Regions from separate parts of the Homo sapiens genome. Here region 2 is linked to region 1. Evidence: read pairs that join two places in POLR2A ChIA-PET (ENCODE). Cell type or tissue: Panc1. All regions are shown on one strand. Each heading gives the region's core, and the rest is flanking DNA. Links, peaks and the distances in the headings are about the cores only. Region 1 holds the start of LOC107986707 (a long non-coding RNA gene). Region 2 overlaps TMEM248 (transmembrane protein 248).

The links. ChIA-PET counts read pairs that join two places held together with the same protein. Peaks named below come from ENCODE experiments on the same cell type or tissue, not always from the same donor. Only the 100,000 strongest peaks of a DNase experiment are listed, where the experiment ranks them.
Region 2: POLR2A ChIA-PET joins it to region 1 with 21 read pairs; 9 of 35 experiments call an interaction of 5 or more read pairs at or near these places.

The regions. Positions count from the first base shown.
Region 1 is chr7:66,754,628-66,760,011 of GRCh38, forward strand. All of the region lies in intron 1 of RABGEF1 (RAB guanine nucleotide exchange factor 1), which reads left to right. LOC107986707 (a long non-coding RNA gene) reads left to right here and starts at 3,232. Exons shown (of 2, transcript XR_001744945.1): 1 at 3,232-3,658; 2 at 4,018-5,384. In Panc1, for the core only: no CTCF peak of the experiment used is centred there; no DNase peak of the experiment used is centred there; H3K27ac peaks cover 278 bases.
Region 2 is chr7:66,928,628-66,934,011 of GRCh38, forward strand. All of the region lies in intron 1 of TMEM248 (transmembrane protein 248), which reads left to right. Among named protein-coding and RNA genes, the nearest start is that of TMEM248, 10 kb to the left of the region's middle. In Panc1, for the core only: no CTCF peak of the experiment used is centred there; no DNase peak of the experiment used is centred there.

The DNA.
Region 1 (5,384 bases), core at 199-5,198:
TGTCATTTACATATGTGTCTTATATTTTAGATACAAAAGACTTCTTAAAAGCTTAGAGCATAACACAAATATTTATTTGATTGCGCCATCTAACAAATCTGAATAAATACATTTCACGTCTAGGCATTGCGTTTTGTATTTCTCTAAACCAGTGTGGGCGTGTGTGTATGTGTGTATCACTTTACCCAGCCACAGCAAGTGATTATGGATGAAATGGCTACAGCAAAGCTAAAACTATGATATGCCTTTGAGAAAAAAGTTCTGAGCTGAGTGCATTGTCTCATGGCTGTAATCCCAGCACTTTGGGTGGCAAACCATGGGAGGATTGCTTGAGGCCAGGAGTTCGAGACCAGCCTGGGAAATATAGCTAGATCCTGTCTCTGTTGGCCAGGCACGGTGGCTCACACCTGTAATCCCAGCACTTTGGGAGGCCAAGGCAGGCGGATCACGAGGTCAGGATATTGAGACCATCCTGGCTAACACAGTAAAACCTGGTCTCTACTAAAAATACAAAAAATTAGCTGGGCGTGGTGGCAGGTGCCTGTAGTCCCAGCTCCTCTGGAGGCTGAGGCAGGAGAATGGTGTGAACTTGGGAGGCGGAGCTTGCAGTGAGCTGAGATTGCATCACTGCACTCCAGCCTGGGCAACAGAGTGAGACTCTGTCTCAAAAAAAAAACAAAAAACAAAAAACAAAAAATTTAGCCAGGGATGGTGATGCACACCTGTAGTCCCAGCTACTTGGGAAGCTAAGGTGGAGAGGATCACTTGAGCCTGGGCAGTCATGGCTACAGTGAGCTGTGATCATGCCACTGCACTCTAGCCTGGGTTATAGAGCCAGATCCTATGTCAAGAAAAGAAAAGAAAAAAAAAGCGTAAAGAAAAGAAATGCCTTTAACAGAGACCACCTAATATGTTGCAAGTTGCTGTTACCTTAGGTGGAGTTAGGAGAAATAATTTTTGGTCAGTAACTTAGTGAATAAATTGACCATTTGTGCTGCTTCCCTGGGCGAGGGCATAGAGAATGGTACAAAGTAGGCTACGGTAGCCAGATTATCTTGTATGTAATTTTGAGCTGTTATTCCGGAGAATGGCATGCTCAGATTAGAGTTACAATTTTGCTTAACCAAGGAGAGCGTGATCTAGTACAATAGAAGACTGTTGTCTAGAACTCATTCCTTGAGAATGCTCCCCTGCTTGCTCTGCTCATTCCAGCAGCAATCAACTCTACATTGTATTCCAGGGAGTTGATTATCATTTGGAATTATTTGTCCAAGCTAACGTTTGGACAAATAATGTTTTGTTATATTTAACATTAAAACTCTGACATTGACATTCACATTCATTTTGGAAGCATTATATTTAATCATATGAAAGTTGGTGAACCTTGGATTACAGATTGCAAATGCTAATAAGTCTTTTATTAGAATGATGGCGTCTTCATACCATGAAGGTGAGTACTGAAAGATATATAAGAAGAATATCTATAAATCAAAAGAAAATAGTAATGACATAGAAAAATGAGCAAAATCAGTTATTCAAAGAAAATATACTAGTGCTAATAAATATCTCTAAAGATGGCTAACCTTAGGGAAATGCACGTTAAATGATTTTTTTTGTTTGCCTGTCAGATTGACAAAAAATTAAAGTTCGATAATGCTATGCTTATGAGGTTATGGGAGACCAGATTCCCTCATACACTGTAGGTGGGAATGTAAATGGTATAGCCTTTTTGTCAGACCAGTTTGGTATATGTCAGAATTTTAAATGCACATACCCTTTGGCATTCCGTTTCTGTTTCTAGCAAACTGCTCACATTTTGCGGTCTGCTCAAGGTCATGGTCTGCTCATAACCTTGTCCTGCTTGGCTATCAAAGATTTATAAATTGTGTTAGTACTATTTCTGAATTTAATAAAATACTTCATTGTCCTGTTCAGATTTTTTTTTCTAGTCCCTTATTTGCTTTTATATTTTGGCTACAGATAGCCTCTTAAAAACTAGCTAGATGTTTCAGTTTATGTATTTTAAGTTTTGTTTCCTTTCTGACTTTCCCTGCAGTTTGTAACCTTAGATGACACTCATCTCTTTAGAACTTTCATGAATACTTCATTTTAGTTCTTTCCATTTTCTGTTTGTCTCTAAAATCTTTAACTTTTTAAAGATACCTGTAATTAATGTAGGGGGTGTCAGATTGCTGACCAGTTATTGCAACACTATTTATTGAAAATTTCCCCTTCCCCTCCTTCTTCTAACATTAAATTACCTTATATATTACATTAGATTCATTTTTGAGTCAGTGTATCCTGTAGTGGTTTGACAGGTCTGTTCTTGTGTTCACAGTCTTCTAACTAGTTTGCAAATAAAAATTCAGAAAATTAATTTAGAAAATCAAAAAATAATTGAGTCTGTTTATTTTTGCTGACATTCATTTTGTTGAGTTCCAAAAAGTCTTGTGGGATTTTTATGGCCATTTGTAGTAAACTTACACATTTTGGAATGTTTGACACTGTTACAACATTTATTTTCACACATTATGTTAAGTATATTTCCATATTTTTATGTGGATTATATTTTCTCATTAAAATGTTTTTCTACAAGTGTTTACATATTGATGCTATTATGACTGATATCTTTTTTATACTTTCTAACTTGTTATTGTTTCTCTGTTACAAGAGTTCCACAGATTTCATGTACCTATCTAGCTTATTTCACATAAATGTGAATTCTTTTTTAAAGTTAGCCATTTTAAAGTTAATTTCTCAGCATTAATAGTGTTTTATTTTCTTTAGGCCTTTCAGATACATAGTCATATCTCTCATATTACACACTAAGCTCCGCAATGACTGAAATGATTTATTTTTACTTACATTTGTATCCCAAGTGCCTTTCGTGCAGTAATCAATCAGTATATAAATATTTGAATGAATGCAGAGGGAACACTATAGGAATATGTACCATATACAGTAACTGCCTCTGGATGATGACTAAAACTTTTTTTCTTTTTGAGATGGAGTCTCGCTCTGCCGCCCAGGCTGGAGTGCAGTGGCATGATCTCGGCTCACTGCAAGCTCCGCCTGCCAGGTTCATGCCATTCTCCTGCCTCAGCCTCCTGAGTAGCTGGGACTACAGGCGCCTGCCACCATGCCCGGCTAACTTTTTGTATTTTTAGTAGAGACGGGGTTTCACCGTGTTAGCCAGGATGGTCTCGATCTTCTGACCTCGTGATCCGCCCGCCTCGACCTCCCAAAGTGCTGGGATTACAGGCGTGAGCCACTGCGCCCGGCCGACCAAAACATTTTTTTTTGCTTGTCTGTATATATCAGGTTTTGTAAATAATGAGTATTCCATTATTTTCTAACTGGAAAAAAAATTTAAGGGAAAAAAATCACCCGTAAGTTTTATTTCTTAACTGAGGTCAAAGGATACCTTATCGTTTTACTAGAATTGATTGGATGTTTCCTGTAAGTCCCAGATGAGTTGCCTGGAGAGAGGAATGACCTCTGAGGGCATGACATTGAACCCAGGAATAGGAAGCGGACCGCCAAGAAGGATAGAGGGAAACTACTCACATCTGCAAAGTATTTTCGTTTTGCTTTTCTGAGACGAAACTGGTTTGCATCCAGAGCCTTAAGAAAGAACACTAATAGTTCTGTGAGCTTTGTAAGTAAGCTTTGTACCTCTCTGTCCTTTTTAGGGTACCTGGACCTAGAATAAAACCTAGCGCCGAGGCACAATTTACAGAATCCTAACTGTCCCAGCAGCAGAGATCATTTTTACTCTGTCTTCCCTGACATAAGTGGGACCAATTGAATTGTGCATTCTTTATGCCCAGGTTGCTCAACCAAGCTTCTATTTATTGGAATGCAGTGCTCCAACAGGAGCGATGTGTGGCCCCTCGGAGCTCCCTCCTGGAAGCAGTGCTGGTGGTGGTTACTGTCTAGGGACAGGTCTGTCTGCCCAGGAGAGAAGGAGTTGAGTCTCACGCAGCTGATCCCCCATGTTTCTTCCTGTGTTTACAGGATATGCTGTCTGTAGCTGTGATGTCCAATCTGGGTGTGCCGACTCTCCTGCCTTCTACCGTAACAGCTGTCACCACCACCACATAGCCTTTCAAATGATGGCACTCTCTTTTGGTGGTACCCTTGCTCTCTTTTTATACTTAGAAGCAGCAGAATGATCTGAGTGTTGTGTTTAACTGGTACACATTAGTCCCATGATAGGTGTTATTTTTATTAAAAAACGTTCATGTGTGATTTTTAACTAAACTTTAAAATTTGGAACAATTAATGACTTCAAATCCATAGGAAGCTGTAAATACAGTACAGACAGGTCCTGTGTACTCTTCTAGTTTGCCTAATGGTTACATGTTACATAACTATAATGTAATGTCAAAACCAGGAAATTGATATTTGTGCAATGTATGTGTATAGTGTCATGCACATTTCATCTCATACGTAGATTCCTGTAGCCACCACCATAGTCAAGATACAGAACTATTCCATTACCCCAAAGACTTCCCTTATGACTCTGTAGTCACATCCTGTGTCAGCAGTCCCCAGGGCTGCCCCCAGGTTTCGTAATTCGTTCGAGGCTCTCACAGGACATATTTATTCCTTGCTATGGTTTGTTACAGTGAGGGGATACAAAGTAGGATTAATAAAGGTTAGTTGTGCATTGAGCAGATTCTACAGGACACCAGCATTGTTAAGATTCGAAGCGTCTTCTCCCAGCAGAGTTGCCCAGGATGTGCTTACTTCCCCAGCCGTAAACTCTAGCAACATGTGTGAAGTGTTTTTTATTGTGAAAGCTCATGTACACCTCAGAATCCAGGGCTTTTACTGGAGGTTGGTCACATAGTATATTAGTTCGTTCATTCTCACGTAGTTATAAAGAAATACCTGAGATTGAGTAATTTATAAAGAAAGGAGGTTTAATTGGCTCACAGTTCTACAGGCTGTACAGGAAACATTGCAGCTTCTGCTTCTAGGGTGGCCTCAGGAAGCTTCCAGTAATAGTGGAGAGCAAAGGGGGAGCAAAGTGTCTCCCCTAGTGGGAGCAGGAGCAAGAGAGAAGGTGCTATACACGTTTAAACAACCAGATCTCACAAGCACAGAACCACAGGGGATGGTGCGAAACCATTCATGATTAACTGCCCCATGATCAGATCACCTTTCACAGGCCCCACTTCCAACATTGGGGATTACAATTCAGCATGACATTTGGGTGGGGACACAGTTCCAAACCATATCACATAGGCATATAGTCCCTTTAAAACTGATCACCGTTACAGCAACTCCAGAAGGAAATCAGGTGTTTACCATAAATCATACAGTTTGCACAAAATATCTAGACAAGCTGGACAGTGTGGTTCAGTACCGTAACCATA
Region 2 (5,384 bases), core at 332-5,331, 170 kb after region 1:
CTCACTCCTTCGTCCTTGTCACCTGGTTTTTGCCTCTATCACCCTAGTGAAAGGGGTTTTGCTTACATCACTATTGATGTCTCGATTGCAAAATTATATGGATGCTTTTCTGCCTTTTCTCATTTGATGGGATTGACTCTTAAAAAAATTTTTTTTTTCCTTTTTATTTTCATTTTTTGAGATAGGGTTTAACTCTGTCTCCCAGGCTAGAGTGCAGTGGTGCCATCACAGCTCACTGTAGCCTCAAACTCCTGGGTTCCGGTGATCCCTCCACCTCAGCCTCCCAAGTAGCTGGGACTACAGGTGTGCACCACCACACCCAGCTAAATTTTGTATTCTTTGTAGACACAGGGTCTTCTTGTGTTTTCCAGGCTGGTCTCGAATTCCTGGGCTCAAGTGATCGGCTGGCCTCAGCCTCCCAGAGTGCTAGAATTATGGGCAGGAGCCATTGTGCCCTGCCAGATTGACTTCTTTATGCAAACCTATATCATTTATTGGACCGAAGTAGAACTTAATGGTTAATGCATGGGCTCTGGAGGCCAACTGGATTTGAATCCAGGTTCACTTCCCGTGTGATCATGGGCACATTAGCTGACTTCTATATGCCTTAATTTCCGTATCTGTAAAATAGAGATGTTTTAGGGATCATACACAATAGGTGCAAAACTCTTAGAGCAGTGCCTCTCTCAAAAAGTAGGCAATGACGGTAGACGTTATTATTGTTAAGCACCTTCCTGGTGTCAGGCACTGTCCAAGGTAGGAGGAATGCAGAAACAATATCATGGAAATGAGAGACAAATTTTTTTTTTTTTTTTTTTTTTTTTTTTGATACAGACTCTTGCTCTCGTGCCCAGGCTGGAGTTCAGTGGCTTGATTTTGGCTCACTGCAACCTCCGCCTCCCGGGTTCAAGCGATTCTCCTGTCTCAGCTTCCTGAGTAGCTGGCATTATAGGCGTGCACCGCCATGCCCAGCTAATTTTTGTATTTTTATTAGAGATGGGGTTTCATGTTGGCCAGGATGCTCTCAAACTCCTGGCCTCAGGTGATCCACCTGCCTCGGCCTCCCAAAATGCTGGCATTACATCTGTGAGCACCCGGCTCAGACAACAATTTAATTTGGCTGAGGGTGCAGGGAGGCAGTGTCAGTGGGGATGGAGTGAGAGCTGCCCTTGAGAGACACTTAAAATGTGGAAACGATAGGACTTGGTAACTGGTTGTAGGAGAGCCAGAGTGTCAAGGATGACTGGCAGGAGCTGGGCGCAGTGGCTCACGTCTGTAATCCCAGCATTTGGGAGGCTGACGCGGGAGGATCGCTTGAGCCCAGGAGTTTGAGACCAGCCTGGGCAACATGGCAAAATCCCATCTCTACAAAAAATACAAAAATTAGCCAGGAGTGGTAGCATGCACTTGTAGTCCCAGCTACTTGGGAGGCCAAGGTGGGAGGATCGCTTGCGCCCAGGAAGTCAAGGCGGCTGCCATGCTCATACCACTGCACTCTAGCCTGGGCACCAGAGCCAGACCCTGTCTCAAAAAAAAGAATGACTGGCAGGGATCACTAGGTAAATGACGGTGTTTTTCCTTAGGGAAGGAGCCAGTTTGGTGCCTTGGGATAAGTTTTGGCCTTGATGGCCTTTGGGTCATCTAAGGAGATAGCTCCAGTAGGTGACTGTTTGGATCTGGAGGTGAGTAGGTACATAAAATGGGATTAAGGCATGAATGAGCGTGTCCCCCTTGAGCAGAGGCCCCAGCTGGAACTTGGGAACACCAGCTTTTGAAGGATCCTGAGAAGGAAGGGGTGGCCAGATGAATGTTAAGAAAACCCGGAGTGGAAACTGGGAGAGGATCCACCCCACTTCTGTATCAGATGCTGCAGCAACATGAGTTAGGGACTGGAGCTCCAGCTTTGGACTTAGCAGCCCAGAGATTACTGGAGACCTTGAAGTTCTCCTGTGTCTTCGTTGCTTCTCACTTGTCTCTCTGAAGGTTCATTCTGCCTGCACTGCTTTGCGGTGGGGCAGGAAGATGGTTTCTGCGCAGTGCTTGGGGCAGCTGGGTGCTGGAGCTTGCACAGGGTTTCTTTGATACCAGTAAGTGTCTTCAGCTCTAAGTGTTGGATAATCTGGCATCGCATCGATGACTGTTGTTTACTAGGCTCAGGGTTTGTAACCCCGGCCTTAAAGCTCTTTGAGGGTCTCAGACATCACAGGATATTTGAGAAATGCTACTTTCTGCTACATGAAGGTGAGTTTCTGTCATTCTGTCTTAGCACAAGTCCGATGTATTTCCTTTGGTTGGCGTAGAGAGCAGGCTTGCTTCTCCCATCCTCTCTTCCTCAACTTTCAGAAACTTCCCATTTAACCTAAGGTAGAAAATCTCATTTAAGATGAATGGTGGGCCTGGTGTGGTGGTTTGTGCCTGGAATCCCAGCACTTTGGGAGGCTGAGGCAGGTGGATCACTTGAAGTCAGGAGTTTGAGACCAGCCTGGCCAACATGGTGAAACCCCATCTCTACTAAAAATATCAAAATTAGCCGGACGTGGTGATGTGCACCTGTAGTCTCAGCTATTTGGGAGGCTGAGGTAGGAGAATCGCTTGAACCTGGGAGGCAGAGGTTGAGCAGAGATCACACTGCTGCATGCCAGCCTGGGTGACAGTGCGAGACAATATCTCAAAAAAAAAAAAAAAAAAAAAAAAGAACAGTTTAAAACTACAATAAAGTTAGTTTAAAACTTGGACAAGTAGCCATGTGTACATATGCGGGCTTTGGAGAGAGGGAGAAACTGAAAGGCTTCCTGTGTCTGTGGCATAATGAATGTTAACTTACTTTTTTTCTGATAAAATGTTATTAAGTTGCAAAATTACATTTTTTTTTTCCACCATGTTGGCCAGGCTGGAGTGCAGTGGCATGATCATAGCTCACTATAGCTTTGACCTCCTGGGCTGAGCCAGTCCTCCCACCTCAGACTCCCAAGTAGCTGGGCCATTGGTGTACACCACCATGCTTAGCTAATTTATTAAAAAATTGTTTTTTGTAGAGACGGGGTCTTGTTGTGTTGGCCAGGCTGGTTTCTAACTCCTGGCCTCAAGCAATCCTTCCATCTCAGCCTCCCAAAGTGCTGGGATTACAGGTGTGAGTTATTGTGCCCAACCAGGAGGCCTTCCTCCTTTTTTTTTTTTTTTTTTTTTTTTTTTTTTGAGGCAGAGTCTCGCTCTGTCACCCAGGCTGGAGTGCAGTGGTGCTATCTCGGCTCACTGCAAGCTCCGTCTCCTGGATTCATGCCATTCTCCTGCCTCAGCCTCTCAAGTAGCTGGGACTACAGGCGCCCGCCACCACACCTGGCTAATTTTTTGTACTTTTAGTAGAGACGGGGTTTCACCATGTTAGTCAGGATAGTCTCGATCTCCTGACCTCATGATCCACCCACCTTGGCCTCCCAAAGTGCTGGGATTACAGGCGTGAGCCACTGCACCCATCCGGCCTTCCTCCTTTACTAGCTGCTTTCCTCCCCTTATATTAGGTTGGTACAAAAGTAATCGTGGTTTTTGCCATTATGTATTGGTGAAAACCGCGATTCCTTTTGCACCAACACAATTAACTGTGTTTTTGTTAACTCATGTAATAAAAAGTAAGCATCTCCTCCCACACCTCTCCCTTTCACCTGAACTAGTAGTGTTTTGAAAGTTTATAACACAGTCTTTTCCTGGCCACCCTTAAGGAACTTGTGTTCTTGCAACCTGTGGGTTGCTTGAAATATTATCAGGGTAACCTGGATATTGCCTTTTGCTTACGTAAAGCGCCTTCTGTTGGTTACCTGTTGCCTCAGTTTCTCCATCCCTGTTCTCACCTCGCCAGATGGAGGATTGTGCAGAGCACAGTTTTCCCTGAGAACTTTTTTTTTTTTTTTTGAGATGGAGTCTTAGTCTGACACCCAGGCTGGAGTGCAGTGGCGTGATCTCGGCTCACTGCAACCTCTGCCTCCCAGGTTCAAGCAATTCTCCTGTCTCAGCCTCCCAATAGCTGGGATTACAGGCGCACGCTGCCACTCCCGGCTAATTTGTTGTATTTTTAGTAGAGATGGGGTTTCACCATGTTGCCCAAGCTAGTCTCGAACTCCTGAGCTCAGGCAGTCCACCCGCCTCAGCCTCCCAAAGTGCTAGGATTACAGGCATGAGCCACCGCGCCTGGCCGATTTTATTTTTTTATGGCAACTGTATGTGATATTTTAAGATCCTGTGGGTGTTTTGTTTGTTTGTTTTGAGACAGAGTCTCACTCCATCACCCAGGCTGGAGTGTAGTGGCACGATCTTAGCTCAATTCAACCTCCCAGGTTCAAGCAATTTGTGCCTCAGCCTCCTGAGTAGGTGGGACTACAACCACGCGCCACCACACCCGGCTAATTTTTTGTGTTTTTAGTAGAGACAGGGTTTCACCATGTTGCCCTGGCTGGTCTCGAACTCCTGACCTCAGGTGATCCGCCTGCTTCGACCTCCCAAAGTGCTGGGATTACAGGCGTGAGCCACTGTGCCTAGCTCCCGCTTTGTTTTGGTGGTTGTGGGGGATAAGAACTCACTCTGTTGCTCAGGCTAGAGTGCAGTGGCGTAATCAATCATAGCTCACTGCCGCCTCAAACTCCCAGGCTCAAGCCATCCTCCTGCCTCAGCCCCCCACGTAGCTGGGACTATGGACGTGTGCCACCACGCCCAGATCTTGTGTTTTTGATAGGTACAATACTGGGGAGAAATCCTGCTTTATTCAGTTGTCCCCTGCTATTGTTGGATATGTAGTTTTCCATTTTTTAACAATTGCAAACACTCCAAAAATAACTCTGAGTAGTTAAATCTTTGGAGCAATGGGTGTTTCCTTAGGTTTAGTTCTTAGAAGTAGAATGTTGGAGATAAAATATGCCAGATTTTAACACTATTGATATGTATAGCCAAGTTGGTTTCCAGAAAGTTTATAACACAGCTGTTTCCACGCCCCTTTTTAAGGAACTTGTGTTCTTGTAACTTGTGGGTTGCTAGAGATATCTTTGGGATAATCTTGGTATTGCCTTTTGCTTGCTTACAGTGCCGTCTGATGTTTAGCGTCTTCACTGAGTTAGTCTCAGAGATCTAAGGTACTGTGCTGATAGATTTTCATCACATGTTCTCACGTGCTTGTGAATTTGCCTTTTGGCCATGTTCAGTGTACCCTAAATCCCTGAACTTTTCAGAGAGGCAGCTTCCCAGCAGTGGTCATTTCTTTCTTCATCTTGGTCAATACCAGGATGCCCTAATTGGAGTTGGAATGAATTTAGCGGGAGGGGTCAAATAGTGTGCTTTCTTTTATCTCTTTTTCTTTTTTTTTTTCCTAAACAGAACTTAATTTATTCATTAATTAAAAC